Regions from separate parts of the Homo sapiens genome. Here region 1 is linked to region 2. The links are chromatin loops, found by intact Hi-C in ENCODE. Cell type or tissue: heart right ventricle. All regions are shown on one strand. Links, peaks and the distances in the headings refer to the core of each region. The heading gives the core; the rest is flanking DNA. Region 1 has its middle 15 kb from the start of PIP5K1B. Region 2 holds the start of LOC105376071 (a long non-coding RNA gene).

Region 1 (8,343 bases), core at 178-8,177, 55 kb before region 2:
CATTGCATACTCCTTACAAGGGAAGAATAGACATTAGCGGCCTATTTACTATATACCGTGCCTTGTGCCGATGCTTTGCCTGCACTATCTCATTCAATCCTCAACCCTGAAAACTCATTATCCACATCCACAGATAAAGCAACTGAGACAGAGAGTCGAAGTAAGGTCCCTTAAATTACCAAGAGCAAAGTAATAATTCAAAATCCAGTGTTGACAAGGCTTTGGGAGGACAGATACACTAGGTAAATATTGGTATAATCTTCCTAGAGAACAACTAACAAGAGGCATACAATGATTAAACCTAGGTTCTAGTCATCCCATTTTAGAGAATATGCTCTAAAAACAAAAATATGTAATTAAAAAATGATTGTACAAAACTATTCATTGCACTGATATTTTTAAAATGCTATCAGGCAATAAATCTACTAGCCAATAATTGAAGACTGATTTTGTTATAAACTATCATTAAAAAGTGGTCTTATTTGGACTATATTGATGTGCCAAGAAAATTGTACATAAGACAATGTTAAGACAAAAAAGTAGAACCCAACAGATAGTATGTGAACAGCAAACCGAGTATATAAAATGCCATGTATAGTATTAATTTGTCAGATTCACATAGCTCACAAGTCAGTGCAGATATTTGTTAATTAGATTATTTTTCCCATGAACTTAAGTGCATAACAATGTATTGATTTTAAATTCCCACAAGTAATTCTGTACTCTCTAGCACTGGGATTCATTTGCAGGTTTGAAGAAAGGTATGAGAGAAAGGGGAAGAACTGTTAAACACACGCTGAAAGCAAAGAAGGGTTGCCCCGAAAATCTCTCTTGTGAGTTCCTGAAGACTTTTCCTCTGGGAAGCCACGAATTCTGTTGTGATGTCAATAATGCTCTCTGAGGGAAATTCCCTGAAGGGGAAATAGTGATGTCTCTGCCCTGCCCCTGAACCAATATTTATAGACACACCCATAAATATTGTTCAAGAAGAATTTGTGTTGAAAGCCCATGCCTGCAGAAAAGACTGAGTTGTCTCATCTGAACAAACCCCCAACGTAAGACTAAGGTATTATTCCCATTCTCAGCACTGATCTTGCAGGCCCCCATCCTGAGCCTTCCAACAAACTTTCCTCCTGCCTGCAATGCTCTGATATGCCCATTCTACACAGTTTTAAGACCCCTCTTAATTCCTCCCTGTTCCAGGAAGTCTTCACAGGAAGACATTACCACCTCCTGTAATTCCTATAGCACTTAGAATTCACTTGTTCTGCCAACATTTCATAGACACCTGTCTATCTCTCCGTGAAATGGCAGACTCCATGTGGTGAGAAGCCCTGTGTTTTTTAAATTGTTTTTGGAAACTTCATATTACATTAATACTTAACAGAGTGCTTTAAAATACAGCACAAAGTCTTCAAACAATTATTTGTGAAGTTGCTACCTGTTTCTTTCAAAAGAGATCTCTTTTGTCCATGGTTGCTTTAGTGACTGTTAGTGTTTCAAGCATGGATTTGGGAATCAAATATTCTCTCTCACCCTTTTCTTGCAACTTCAGGCAAGTTTCTCAACTTCCTGGAGACCATTTTCTCATTCATTAAGTAGAGATACAAAATATTTCACAGAACTCTAGTAAGGATTAAAACTAGTCATTCTTCACGTGTCAGCTTAAACATTACTTTGTTCAGGATCCCTTTCTTGACACCTCTCCTCACCTCCAAGTTTAAATGAGAAATGTCTCTCTGTGCTTCCAAACACTCTAAACCAGTGCCATCCAACAGAACGTTCAGCAAGAATATTGTTCCATAATCTGTGCTATTTATAGGTAGCCACGAGCCACATGTGCACTTGAAATGTGGTTAATGTGACCGAGGGACTGATGTGTAAGTATTATTTAATTTTAATTGCTTTTAAATAGTCCCATGTGGCTGGTGATGCCCGGACTGGACCGCACAACTCTAAACAATTCCCATTATAGCGCTTGGTTCACGGTTGATTCTCTCCTACAAGATTGAGGTCTGTGATGAAATTCACCTGGACTATGATGCTCCCCATTATATCCATAGCACCTGGGTCAGGGGCTGTTGCACAGTAAGCTCTCAGCACACCAGTTATCATCATCTTCAATGTCATGTTGCCCAACTTTGTATCCCACGGTTTAGCCCAGCACACACTGTAGATGGTTCATCATTGTTTGCTAATTGAGTTAATTGATTTCTAGACTTACAAACAAACCAATAATCTGTTCCTGGACAATATTCAACCAAAGGGGGTTGCATAAATGTCTTTCTACATTACACATTGTATACAGGTATCAAAATATCACACTGTACCGCATAAATGTGTATAATTACTGTGTGTTCATTAAAAACAATTTTAAAATGTCTTTTAAATAATTTCTCTGTGTGCGGCATAGTGGTTAGAAGCCTCTGCCTGGATTCCAACGCTAGCTCCTCCACTTTCCAGCTACATGACCTCTAGTACATAATTTTTTGTGCCTTAGTTTATTAGTCTGTAAAGTGGGGACATGAATGGTCCTGCCTTATTGAGTTGTTTTAAAGATTATGTGTATTGAGGCTTATGACCACCATTTTACAGGCAATAGAGAGAACAAAGGGCTGCAATGAATTACCCTATTAACATTCAAGCTGCAAAATCCAGATTGTAGGGAATGATAGTCAGGAAACTGAGACAGCCACGCTGTGGGCTTTAGGTAGCAAATCTAAGGGCCAAGACACAACTCTGAGTTTGGTCATCTGGAAGCAAGGGAGGAGAAAAAAATATTTGGCATCATTAGCCTTTACAGTAGAGGGAAGCCTCTCAGCTGAGGAAGAAGTGCTGAGTGAGGAGTGGTTGCTGTGTAGCAATTAATAATGTGGGTCCTAAGATTGTTGGTAAAACTCAATTGCAAAGCTGCCTTCAACTTTGTGTGGACTTAAGTGTGGGTAGCATTTTAGCAAAGAGGACCCCGAAGCTTTAAATTCTGCCTGTAGGATGCTGGCATGTCAGGTGCAGGAGATGTGAGTTAATGGTCTCAACTGTTCCAAGAGTAGCAGCTGCAACAAAAGCTCAGCCCTTTCCTCATACAGAAATGAGAGTGTGAAAGTAGTGGGTGGGATAAGAAGAGAATGAAACCACTGGAAAAAAAAAATGCCTTTTTCTGCTGCTCTCAAGAGTTCCCTGGAGAACCCAAAAAGGACAATCTTTGGTTTCATTGCAGACCTTTCTGCCTTTTGTTCCTTGAAGTCCCAGACATACTTTTTTCTGTTTCATGAACATGCCAAACTATTTTATGCTCAAGGTATTTAAACTTGCTGTTCCCTTTGCTGGGAAGGCTCTCAATCTGGGTCTTCCATGGCCATCTTTTTCCCTTTAAGTAAACCTTCGTTCCTACGTTGTCTTCTTCAATAGGACATTCCTGATCATTGCATTGAAAGATTTCCTGTAATAGCCTAACCTTCCCTCTAACACACACACACACACACACACACACACACACACACACACACACACACACACACAGACATCAGTTTTATTCAATGTATTGATACACATGAGTGAAAGGCTTAGAATAGCACATTATAAGTCTTCGGTATTATTAGGTATCATTTTTTCCATAATACCATTTTGTATCTAAATGTATCTTGTATATTTATATACTGATTTTCAATGGTTAGTCTACCCTTCTTTCTTATTAGCTCCCCAAGAGCAGGGACCTTGGCTGTTTTGTACATTTCCATATCTCTAGCACCGAGAATAAAGCCTGGTACTTGCTGGGTGCTCAATAACCATTGTTGAAAGGGTACATTAACTACAGAAAAAAGTATGACACCGGGAAAAAAAGGCTAAAAGATAATCACTGATAATGTTGGGTAGTGAGCTTCAGAGGTTTGTTTTCTTCTCTCTAGCTTTTCACATATTCCAAATTTTTACAAATAGCATGTGTTCTTTTTAATCCTAAAAGAGTTTAATTTTTGCAAAAAGACTTACGTTGGCATGCCATACAAAAATGTCAGTTGATAAATTTCTGCAGGCATGTTGCAGATTACAACCTTTGGATCTGTATACAACCACTTCTTAAATCAGAAGTCTGACGTTCTTCAGGAAGAACTCTCAGCATTATGTCTCTTGGTATAATAAATACAAATGCAGGCCCTACTGAAAGCCCCCTGGGGGGGGTCTGACAAGTCACATTCCATCAGCGGCCACGTACCATGTGACCAGCCACCCGCCTCTTTATCTCTAGCTCCTTAAGTCAGGAGTTTCATTTGGCTCCAGACCTTGGCACTACGAAGGTCAGCCAAGGTCGGGGCTCAAGTAAGAATGACTCACCCTGCTCTGTGCTCTCCACTGGGCACAGGCTGGAGCATGATGAATGCTGTGATTTTCCAGGCTCAACTCCCAGGAGGTGAGGTTCATTCCCTGAAACACTGGACCATGAAAGAAAACCCAGAGCATCCACCAAAGTGTTGTTTAGCATTTAGAAAACAAAAAAGAAGCCTCTACTGTCTGGTCCTATCCAGTGTAGTTCTGAATCAAAGTTGACCACCCAGTATAAACACCACTTTTTAGGCTTGTGCAAAGGGGGTTAATCATGATGCTTTTTAAAAAATAATGATTGTGCAAGATTGCACACACGCACCCAAGTATTAACAATAATACAATAAGCAATTACAATATCAGGGCCAGGTTTTATAAGATTTTTGTATGCCTGATTTACTTTGGAGTCTCTTGCCTTTAAAAACAAACAAACAAACAAACAAACAGAATATTATAGATACAGTAAAACTACTCCCAATTTCACTCCTTTCCTTCCTTCCCAGTGGCACTCAGTAACATAAAGTAACTTTATCATTCCTTTACATGTTTTTATATATCCATATATTCATAAACTTTGTTAAATTTTTTGCCCATTTTAAACCTTTATATAAGTGTTACCTTATCTTATGTATGATTTTGCAACTTTAATTGTTGTTCAGCATTACATTTATGAGATTTATCTTTGTGGATATATGAGATTTATCTTTGTGGATATATATGTGGATACATTTGCTAGTTTTACATGTCAGCGTGGCTAGATCAGTTAATCAGTTAAACACTAGGTGTTTCTGTGAAGGTATTTTGTAGGTGTGATTAAAGCCTGTAATCAATTGGATTTAAGTAAAGAAGATTAGCCTAGATAATCTGAATGGACTTCATTCAATTGGTTGAAAGGCATTAGAAAGGCAATTGAAAGGCATAGCCAAGGATTCCCTGGAGAAGAAGAGATCCCACCTGTGAACCAAGCTTCAGCTTAGGACTGATGGTTCCAGCCTGCCCTTCCTGACAGTCTCCCCTATGGATTTCAGACATGCCTAGCCAGCCTCCACAATCACACACAAGCCAGTTCCTTGGAATAAACCTCTTAATATATATCTCTCACTAGTTCTCTTTCTCTGGTTGGGCTCTGACTGATGCAATATACTTGTCATTTTATTCATTCATTCATTCCTTTAGAGACAGAATCTTGCTTTATCAGGGTGGAGGGCAGTGGCATAATCATAGCTCATTACAGCCTTGACCTCCTGGGCTCAAGCGATTCTCCTGCCTCAGCCTCCCAAATAGCTGGGACTACAGGCTCCCACTACCATGCCTGGCAAAATTTTTTAATGATTTTTAGAGATGGGGTCTCACCATGTTGCCTGGGCTGTGATTTACTTTTTTTGTTTTGCTATGGATCAGGGGTCAGCAAACTTTTCTTATTAAAGGCCAGGCATTAAATATTTTAGGCTCTGTGTGTCATATGGTTTCTTGCAACTATTGAACAATGCTGTTGTAACACGAAAGCAGTTATACAGACAATACATCAGTGAATACAAGTGTGGCTGGGTTTCAATAAAAGTTTATTTATACATATAGGTAATGGGCTGGATTTGACCCATGGGCTATAGTTTGCTAACCCTTGCTGTGTAGCATGCATTGTATGAATATACCACAATTTGTCTATTCTCCTGTTCATGGACATTTTCTACATTGTTCCTCCATTACCACAAAATGCTGTACCTAGTATTCTTGTATTCATTCTTTGTGCACATGTGCAAGAATTATTCTCTATCTAGAAGTAGAATTGCAGGGTCATGGATTATGTGAATCTTCAACCTAACTAGATAGTGCCAAATTGCATGCTAAAGAAATTGTTTCAATTTATACTGCTATCAATAACAGTGCTTGAGAGTTTCGGTTTCCACATCTTCTGTACCATTGGAATTGTCAGACTTATATATCTGGTGGATACAAAATTGTATCTCATCATAGTTTTAACTTACATTTTCCTAATGAATAATTATGAGAAGCATCTTTTTATGTATTTTTCTCCATATATATCCTCTTTGATAAAGTGTCTGTTCAAATCTTTTGGCCATTTAAAAATTGGATTCTCTTATTGAGCTTTGTGGGCTCTTTATATATTACGGATACAAGTCATTTGTTGGACACAAGTCATTTATGTAGGAAAATATTTGCAAATATTTTCCACCAGTCTGTAGCTTGTCTTTTCATTTTCTGAAGTGTCTTTTGCAGAGCAGAAATTTTAAATTTTTATAAAGCTAAATTTATCAGTGTGTGCTTTTATAAATCATATTTCTAGTGACATATCTAAGAAAACTTTGCTTAAGCCAAAGATTTAAGTATTTGCTTAAATCTTTGCACATTTTTTTTCTATGGTATCTTCTAGAATTTTTATGGTTGAAACTTCTTGCATTTAGGCCTATGATAGTCTACGATGCATTTTTAGTTAACTGTTAACTATTTTGTATTATACAATACAGGATATAAGTTGAAGTTCTCTTTTTTTAGCATATGAATGTCCAGTTGTTCCAATACCATTTATTGAAAGACTTATTTTTCTACCTCATTCGTATCTTTGTCAAAAATCAAGTAACCACCTATGTGTGGGTCAATTTCTGGGCTCTCTGTTCTGTTTTATTAATCTATATGTTATATTTTTCTCAGTATCACACTGTCTTGATTTCTGTGGCTTTATAGTAATTCTTGAAATCAGGCACCGTGAGTTCTCAAATTTGTTCCTCTGTTTTCTTTTTTGTTGTTGTTGTCGTTGTTGTTTTCAAACAGAGTCTCATTCTGTCACCCAGGCTGCAGTGCAGTGGCACGGTCTTGACTGACTGCAACCTCTGCCTCCTAGGTTCAAGTGATCCTCCCACCTCAGCCTCCCGAGTAGATGGGATTATAGGCGCCACCACATCCAGCTGATTTTTATATTTTTACTACCTCACAAATATCACCTATAGTTGAGAGATGAGAAGGCAAAGAAAGAAGACAAAAGAGTGCTAGACAGGAAGGAACTATCCCAAAATCTGGATTACTTGGAGGAATGGTAGGGAAGTTGGAGGGTCTGAAGGATGGAAGTGGCTTTGCAGGCTGGGGTGAAGGGTCGGCAGGGATTGGTGGTGATGAGTGAAACCACTCAGCCTAGCAGATGAATGACCAGATGGCGACAGGAGGGGGCAGGATGAAGCCCCAATTGGGCGATTTAGGGGATGGATGACAGCCCAAGGAGCCAAGTAAGGAGCCTGAGATGATGATAATAAAAATCAATCAAATTATCCATCAATTATCCATCAAAAAGCAATCAAATTATCCATGCTAATTAGTTAGCCAGATGCTTCCATGCATTATCTCCAATCTTCAGTCCACCCTCCCAGAGAGATATCATTGTTCTGGCATTACAGATGCAAAAGCAGAGGGTCCGAGAATCCCAGTGTGGCAAAGCCTGTCTGCCTCTAAAGTACAGCTGCCTTGGATGATACCAGCCTGCCTCCCAACTCATGCCAAGTTTATTCACTCACTCAGCCAGCCAGTCAGCTAGCACCTACTATCTAAGCTATATGCTGAAAACAATAACAATATTTGTCACTAAATGTAACAGAGAACCCTAACTGCATTCTTGTAAAATCCATTTCCTTTCTCAAAATTTTGTTTATAGGACTGTTAGAGCCATTCCAATAATGTACTTTTTTTCATTTTTCTTTTTTTGTTTTTGACAGAGTCTCACTCTGTTGGCCAGGCTGGAGTACAATGGTGTGATCTTGGCTCACTGCAACCTCTGCCTTCTGGGCTCAAGTGATTCACGTGCCTTAGCCTCCCAAGTAGTAGCTGGGATTACAGGCATGTGCCACCAAGCATGGCTAATTTTTGTATTTTTAGTAGAGACAGGGTTTCACCATGTTGGCCAGGCTGGTCTTGAACTCCCAGCCTCAAGAGACCAGCCCACCTCGGCCTCCCAAAGTGCTGGGACTACAGGTGTGAGCCACTGCATCTGGCCCATCAATGCACTTTTGAAGGTGAGCC
Region 2 (8,343 bases), core at 112-8,111:
TAGGCTCTGCACTATCTGATTTAAACCTGACAAAGTCTCCATGAAGTAGGTATGACTGTTATACCCATTTTACTGTTAAGAAAAAAAAAGGGAAATTAAGTAACCCATAATGCTAACTTTTCTGCCTCAGTGCCTCCCTGTTATAACAGGCTGTGGGCTTTTTTTTTTTTTTCTTCCTCTCTCTCTCTCTCTCTCTTTTTTTGGTTGAGACGGTGTTTCACTCTGTCGCCCAGGCTGGAGTGCAATAGAGCGATCTTGGCTCACTGCAACCTCCGCCTCCCAGGTTCAAGCAATTCTCCTGCCTCAGCCCCCCGAGTAGCTGGGATTACAGTCATGCGCCACCACGCCCAGCTAATTTTGTATTTTTAGTAGAGACGGGGTTTCACCATGTTGGTCAGGCTAGTCTCAAACTCCTGACCTCAGATAATCCACCCACCTCAGCCTCCCAAAGTGCTGGGATTACAGGCGTGAGCCACCACACCTGGTCGGGCTTTGTTCTCTTTACGGATGAAAGCACCTTGAGGGTGGGGACCAAGGCTTAAAACTCTGCCGAGTTTTCAGTTGCATCCCTATTACCAGGTGGGAGTTTCACAAATGCTACAATCAGTCCAGTTCTCAACAATAATTTATACAAAGTGCATATCTATTTAGAACTTTCTGGGTTTGAAACTTAGTATCAATCCCTGTGGAGTACACAAAGGAAGTACATCATCTATTTGGGGGGTATTAGTCCCTATGAAACAGGAAAACCAATTAAATGTTTAAACTAAAAATAAATGTTTCAGCCTCCAGAGAAAGGGGAAACCTTCACTGGGGAGGTGGTGGGATTTCAGGTGGCCCTTGAAGAACCAGGCCAATGTCAAGAAGTGGAGAGGTGGGAGAATGAGGAATAAGGTGTGGGAAAAGGCAGTCTTGGGGGAAAGAAAATGGGGAGTTGGCCTGTAACAATAGAATATGCACATTGTAATTTCTTTCACCATCAAGGATGAGAATTCTAGAAGGCTTATAGAGACTTCTCTTGATTAGAAAAAAAAATACTTCTTAGCTCACCAAACAGATTTTCCTCCAGAGCCTGGTATAGGAGGCAAAGGACCCATATAGGGCAAGTTCCAGATACAGAAGGAACTGGTCTTCGCCTCCTTCTGGTTCTGGTGTTCTCTTTGACCACCCTTTTCTATTTCCAATTATTTTTCTCTGAATTTAGTTTTTGCAAGTGGAAGATACAGAAGCTTTATGAGCAGAATAAAACAACCAGGGTTGGCAGCCTTGCTCTCAACCCTCTAGCTGTGTGTGATCTTTGAGGAGGATGATAGCAAACCTTGGTTCAGCATGTCTTGTGTGCTAGGTGATGTGTTAGATGATGTGCCAGGCATTGGGTGTGTGTTAAGTCATTGCATCTTCACAAGTAAGGTGGGTCATTACCTATTACCACTGCCCTTTTGTGACAAAACAGAGGCTTAGTGAGATTAAGTAATTTGTCTAAAGTCACACTGCTGGTCAATAGCAGAGCTGGGACCCCAGCACAGATGATGTGACCTCCAAGTCTGCTCTTAGCCCATGCATTACTACTTCCCAAGTCACTGGACTTCTTGGAGCTCCAGTTTCCTCATTTGCAAAGCATTCATAAATATTTAATGAATATTAAATAAATATAACAAAATATTCATAAATATTCATACTGTCTCCTATGGTAGAGAGTAGGGAGAAGTAATGTGATAATGTAAGTAAAACATCTAGCCTGTCCTTGGACATACTGAGTATTCAGAAGAAGCATCATTATTAGTTTTTGCCATTCAAAAACAGTGAATGCTGAAATTGGCTCTGTCTTGGTTTATGGCTTTACACTTCTTTGAGGATTCTGTAGACACTCTGGAAGCACGGAGGACACTTAACATATTCTCGTATCTTTCTCAACCTCTGTGATTTTTTTTTTGAGACAGAGTCTCACTCTGTCACCAGGCTGGAGTGCAGTAGCGTGATCTCAGTCCACTACAACCTTTGCCTCCTGGGTTCAAGCGACTCTCCTACCTCAGCCTCCTGAGTAGCTGGGATTACAGGCATGCGCCACCGCGCCCAGCCAATTTTTGTATTTTTAGTAGAGATGGAGTTTCACCATGTTTGCCAAGCTGGTCTCAATCTCTTGACCTTGTGATCTGCCTGCCTCAGCCTCTCAAAGTGCTGGCATTGCAGGTGTGAGCTACCATGCCCGGTCAGTGATTTTTTTTTTTTTTTTTAATGACACACAACTATTTTTTAACTTCTCTTTCTCTTTCTCTTTTTCTATTTGTCTTTTGCATAGCTTTTCAGATCTCACTGAAGGTGAAACCAGGAAAGTACTTCACTCAGAGGTGAGTGTATAGGTAATAAATATGTGGAACAAGACTCTATTGTCCTCAGGTAAAGGTGGGTGACCCTAGGTGCCCTTAGGTAAGCCATTAAAAACTGTTCTACCAAATACTCACATACTGGGCAGGTGTTTGAGCAGGTGTGGCAGCCTTGGGGCAGATGCCGAATGTGGCACACAAGAGGTTAGTGGATATAGTTACACCTTCATAAAACAAATGCTATCTCCCCTGCCGGGTCTTAGCTACAGAGGCGAAAAATGAATATTTTAATTAGTTTCAGCTTCCAAAAGAGTCGTAGGCCAGACTTCCGAATCTGCCTCCTATAGGGAAAACACTTTCAAATTCTACCACTTGGCAAAAAATCCCTCCCAAATAAAACCCCAAAACAAAAATTACATTTCTAACTAAACAAGTAACTGTGCTTCTTAGACAGACAGCTTCATTACGCATTCAGCAGCTTGGATTGACACAATCTTGGGCAAAAGGGGAAGAGGCAAGAGGTGAAGCTGAGCTGTGTTTGGAAGTACAGCTCATAAGGATGGCAGAGAGATTGGAAGGGGTGGGGAAAAATCAAAGCTGATTCCTATTTTTTTCTCCCTGAGCAACTTGTTAGATTATTTAGGTCAATGATGCTTTTAGGAATTAAAATTTTGCATTTTAATATCAGTTTCACTTTTTCAAAGAGCTTTCGTCTCTCCACCCCTGTTGACATAAATGATCACACTGAGTTTTATCTAGGTTAGTTTTAGAAGAGACTAAGTTCAGGGATTTCTGAGATAAAGAGAGGAATTTTATTTTATTTCTTTGCCTCAGGTAGCATTCAATATATAAATATTTCTCTTCATTAAATCCTAATCAAGTTTAACTAAACTTTCAAGACAGATGGGGAGATGTTATTTTAATTATAAAAGGTATCCACACAAACTTCTTTAAAGCAGTGGAGTTTTTTTGGTATTCATTTATGTATTCAACAGATATCTTTGAGCTCTGACAATGTCCAAACACTGTACTGAGTGCTCCACGCACAGTGCTGCAGTGAGCAGCCTCTGGAGATGTGTGTGAAACATGCAGATATGGTTCTGAATCATGATAGATAGAAGGAGCGGGAATAATGGTAGGTGGAGAAAAGCCCCTTTGTTTTGGGTGGTCAGTCAAAGCTTCTATGAGGGAAGAATATTTATGCCAAGACTTGGCAGATACCAGGGACCCAGTTGGGTAAAGAATGAAGCAAAGAGAAGAGAGGAGAGCAGGAATGCATTTCTGGAATAAGGAACAGCATTTGCAAAATTCTGGAGGTGTAAAAAGTTTGGCAAGTTTGAGAAACAAGCAGTGGGGCTGGAGCGTAGGGAATCGGGGGAGAGGCTGAAGAGCTGAAGATGAGGTGGAAGTGGGGCTACATTGACATGACCTACTGAGAGACAATCACTTGACAGAGGATGAAGGAAGTCACAGCTATCTGATTAGGGACCCACTGTTCATGTAAGAACTATCAGAAATGAAATGATCATTTTCCCTGTGAAATTATAAACTCAGTCAGTGGAGAATTGATTCAATTTTCATAAAGTCATTTCAAATTTCATATAGATTAATTTCATATAGTCATGCAATATCTGCATGTTTCACACACATCTCCAGAGGCTGCTCACTGCAGCACTGTGCGTGGAGCACTCAGTACAGTGTTTGGACATTGAATAAAATGTGGCACACTTATTTCTGTGCAAGTTAAGAACTTGTTGGGTGGCTTGCTAGCAAAATTTTTCTCCCTTAACTCTAGGGAATAATATCTGGGCCACAGTTTCCAAACTGGTGTTCCACAAGCTGACTTTGGTCCACAGGCATAGCTTCTTTGGCCCGGACAGTATTTTTACAAAATCTAAATAAGTTGCAGGCCAGGCGCAGTGGCTCGTGCCTGTAATCCCAGCACTTTGGTAGGCCAAGGCAGGCAGATCACTTGAGGCCAGGAGTTCAAGACCAGCCTGGCCAACATGGTGAAAACCCCATCTCTACTAAAAAAAATACAAAAATTAGCCGGGTGTGGTGGCACATGCCTGTAATCCCAGCTACTCAGGAGGCTGAGACAGGAGAATCATTTGAACCCCGGAGGCAGAGGTTGCAGTGAACTGAGATCACGCCACTGCACTCCAGCCTGGGTGACACAGTGAGACTCTGTCTCAATAAATAAATAAGTTGCAGCAGCTGAAACTGCTATGTGTTCAGCAAACCTATTTCCTTCTACAGTTGGTGCACAGCTGCACTACGTTTCCCTGCGTCCCCAGCAAGTAGGAGGAACCATATGACGAGTTCTGCCAATGGATATGAACAGAAGTGCTGGTCACTGTTTCCAGGCCTTGATGGTAAAAATCCTCCTCCCAGCCCTCCACGTTCTCTATCTGTCCCCATCTGCAACTGAATGCAGAGAAGGAAGGTGTCATAGAAGATGCAGAGCCACATGATGAAAGGAGCCTGGCTCCCTGGATGGTGGAACAGTCTCCACAATGACCCTCATTGGACTGTGATGTGAGTGAGATTGAAACATCATTGTGTTCGCCACTGGAATTTGAGTTTGTATGCTGCAACAGTGTCTTTGTTTGGGTTCCTCCCAGGATCAGGTTCTGAGATATGGATTGGTGTCCAAGTAGTTTATTGGGAGGTGATCCCAGGAAACATCAGTATACAGGCAAGTGGGAGAGTGAGAAGGAAAAGGGATGGATTCCAATGAATGGCACATTATCTACCAGTTTGTACTGTGGCAGCTGGAGCTCAGTCACACAAGGAAACTCTGGGAGGCAATACAGGACATATCTCAGAGCTATCCTAACTGAAAGGTAAGACTATCTATCATATTTATATACTTTCCTCTCATTGTTTGAGAGCTGCTTCCAAGGGCATTAATGTTTTAGCATTCCTACATGTGCTGAATGCAGGTCAAGTGTGTGCACAGTGTCTTCAGGCAGAGTTGAAGGCAGTCACACTAGGCAGCCTCACCTGCAGAGGGGAGTGCTGAGTGGATATGAGTGGAGCACCAACAGCATCTGCTAAGAATGTTTAGCACACACTGTGGCCAAGACTTAAAATTAGGTGACTTAACATAAAATTGGAGTTTCTGACTTCCTCCAAAAAATAAGAAGATAGTCAACATTGAGCCTACATTTCTGTATGGCAATAACTGGCTGGAGCTGACTAGTGATTGACACTTTACATGGGGGTAGGGTCTCTAATCTCCATGGTCCCCATAACCCCCACCAATCCTCTCTGTCACCCAGGCTGGAGTGCAAAGCCATGATCTTGGCTCACTGCAACTTCTGGCTCCTAGGTTCAAGTGATCCTCCCACCTCAGCCTCCTGAGTACTGGGATTATAGGCGCCACCACACCTGGCTAGTATTTGTATTTTTAGTAGAGATGGAGCTTCATCCTTTTGGCCAGGCTGGTCTTGAACTCCTGATCTCAAGTGATCCGGCCGCCTTGGCCTCCCAAAGTGCTGGGATTACAGGCATGAGCCACCGTGCCCGGCCTACTGGCCCACCTTATGATTCTTTCTGTAGGCATTTGAATCTGTAACCCCAGGCCTTCTACTAGAACAAACCTTGTGTTTTGTTCATTTCCTCCCATCTTTCTCAATCCAGTTGCATTTTCTTCCCTCTGTACCCCACTTCAAAAGCTTCTCAAAATGTACTTTCTTGATGAGGACTTCCCTGACCACTTCACCATACTTCTATGGCCATCTATAGCTGTGCCATCCCATATGGTAGCCACTGGCCACATTTGGCTATTTTAATTTTAATTTCAGTTAATTAAAGTTAACTAAGCTAATAAAGATAATTAAAATTTAAAAATGAGTTCCTCCATCATACTAGCTACATTTCATGTGCTCCATAGCCATAGGTGGGTAATATATTGGATATGTCACATCTTGGACAGCACAGATACAATACATTTGCATGATGACAGAAAGTTCTGTTGGACAGTGCTGACCTGTATCATAATTCTTCTTGTAGGTGCTTTATTGTTTTCCGTAAGTATTTACCTCTTAAGGTGAAATCATCTTTAAAAAATGAGAGCCAGTGTGTTCCACTTGTCTCATATTCCTGCTCACAGTCAAGTACCTAAGCGATTGCTTGTAGTATTATTGCTGATGTTTCTCAAGTTGCTGAATGAGGTGCGGTTACCAGCGTCCCCTGTAGTCCCATTCAGGGAGACATTGCTCGCTCTCCTGTCCTCTTCAGGCTTATTTGGAAGTCTGAAGACGCTGCCTAGGGAGAAAAGAGACAGGGATTTCAACATCATACTCTTTTAGGATTGGAAGGAAACTCATTAAGGCCACTTATTGTTTCCTACTTTAAAAAAAAGTAACCTGTACTTTGGTGATTTATTTTTTATGTCTTTATTGTATTTAAAATTCAGTAAGAATTGGGACATGAAAACATCACGGTAAAACATCCTGATTTGGGAGTTTGACAAACAAGGGTGGGATCGCAGCTCTGTCATTTATTAGCTACAAGACTTCACACCATTTACTTGCCTTCTCTAAGCCTCAATTTATTCCAAGGAGAATAATAACAATATCTACCTCATGCAGTTTTGATGAGGATTAAATGAGATAAATGCCATAGGAATTATTGTTATCAACAAAAAAATCAAATCCAAAGGAAAAGCAAGCAAGGTGAGAATAGACCTACAGTTGTGTGCCTATTGGAAGGGATCAAAGCAGATCATGCATTCAGAAAATTCCTTCCAATAGAAATGTGTGCACAGTTGCAGGGGATCCATTTTACAAACACTAATTTCCTTGGAAAATATTAATGTATTTTCATTAGCGTGGAGACTAGAGACTAGAGTTATGGGGCTGGCATTGCACCCTCCCCTTGCCCTACTCTGCCAAACAAATAATATCTCAAATTAAAGCTGCCTTTTGGTGGAAAAAAAAAAAGGATAATGGAAATAGGATGACCAGGAATAAAAGGACTGGAGAGCTCCAATCACTCAGTTTTGGGTCAGAAGATAAAATCATTATGGGGAATGTCTATCTCTTTTTCTGTCTTCGCTGTCCATATGTTTTATATGTTTGAAAATAATAGAACATTCTGAATGCAATTATTGCTTTCTTTCTCCAAAGAGGTAAACAGTGCCTGGGAAGGTTAATGTTCTCAAGCACCTCTCAGGCATGACTGTGTCCTTTTCTTGGTCATCAAGCTGTGAAAAGTCACAGTGCTGTCCAATAATCTCATGGAGAAACAAGCTAAAGGCACTTCCTTCTGGACAGAACAGATCATGCTAGGCCTGCCTACAAATGGCATTTTGGCTGGTGGCCATAATGTCATGATGAAACTTGGTTTGGGCAGAGGCTCAGAAGTGGCATTTGGGAGATTTTCCTTCTTCAACTGTGTACATTTGATCGTTTGGGAAAGATGCTCAAAATCAGTTGCAAAGTGAAATAAAGTAGATTACAAAAGAGCATGTGTGATATGATCACATTCTGTTACAAGAATGAGAGACTAGTTGGAAAGTGTCTAATAGAGTTCTTTGTAGCTGTAGAAATTCACAAAAAAGGAATTTATTGGAAAGATGTGGAAGTTGATACAAGTATGAGTTAGGTATTGCTGCATAACAAACCACTTCAAACTTCGAGGCTTAGAACATGTATTTAGCTCGTGATATAAGGTCGTCTTCTTCATGTATCTGAGGTCAGCTGTGTGTGCATGAGGTGGTTCTACTTCTGAGAGTTGGCTGAGACTCCTGTGCTCTCCTCCAAGTGGTTTGTTATCCTCCAGCAGCTGACACCAGTTTTGTTCTTGTGGCTCCAAGAGAGACTGGAAGCACACAAGCCCTCTAGAAGTTGAGGCTCTGAGCTGACACACTTCACTGTTCCTGCATTCTACTGGCTAAAGCAAATTGCAATGCATCCCAGATTCAAGGGGTGGAGAACTAGATTTCAGTTCTTGATGGGCCTCTGTCTCTTGCACAGGGCATGGTATGGAGGCCACTAGTTGAGGCCAAGAA

Evidence for each region. A loop is a pair of places that touch in the nucleus more often than their neighbours do. Peaks named below come from ENCODE experiments on the same cell type or tissue, not always from the same donor. Only the 100,000 strongest peaks of a DNase experiment are listed, where the experiment ranks them.
Region 1: it touches region 2 in a loop (2.3-fold over the local background); 13 of 110 quality-filtered maps call a loop at or near these places.

Annotation. Positions count from the first base shown.
Region 1 is chr9:68,686,188-68,694,530 of GRCh38, reverse strand. No RefSeq gene overlaps it. Among named protein-coding and RNA genes, the nearest start is that of PIP5K1B, 15 kb to the left of the region's middle. In heart right ventricle, for the core only: no CTCF peak of the experiment used is centred there; a DNase peak (open chromatin) is centred at 4,297; H3K27ac peaks cover 1,723 bases.
Region 2 is chr9:68,631,288-68,639,630 of GRCh38, reverse strand. It overlaps TMEM252-DT (TMEM252 divergent transcript), which reads right to left. Exons shown (of 5, transcript NR_187592.1): 4 at 6,371-6,592. LOC105376071 (a long non-coding RNA gene) reads left to right here and starts at 4,628. Exons shown (of 3, transcript XR_929902.3): 1 at 4,628-4,862; 2 at 4,949-5,170. RefSeq lists a silencer at 356-445. In heart right ventricle, for the core only: no CTCF peak of the experiment used is centred there; no DNase peak of the experiment used is centred there.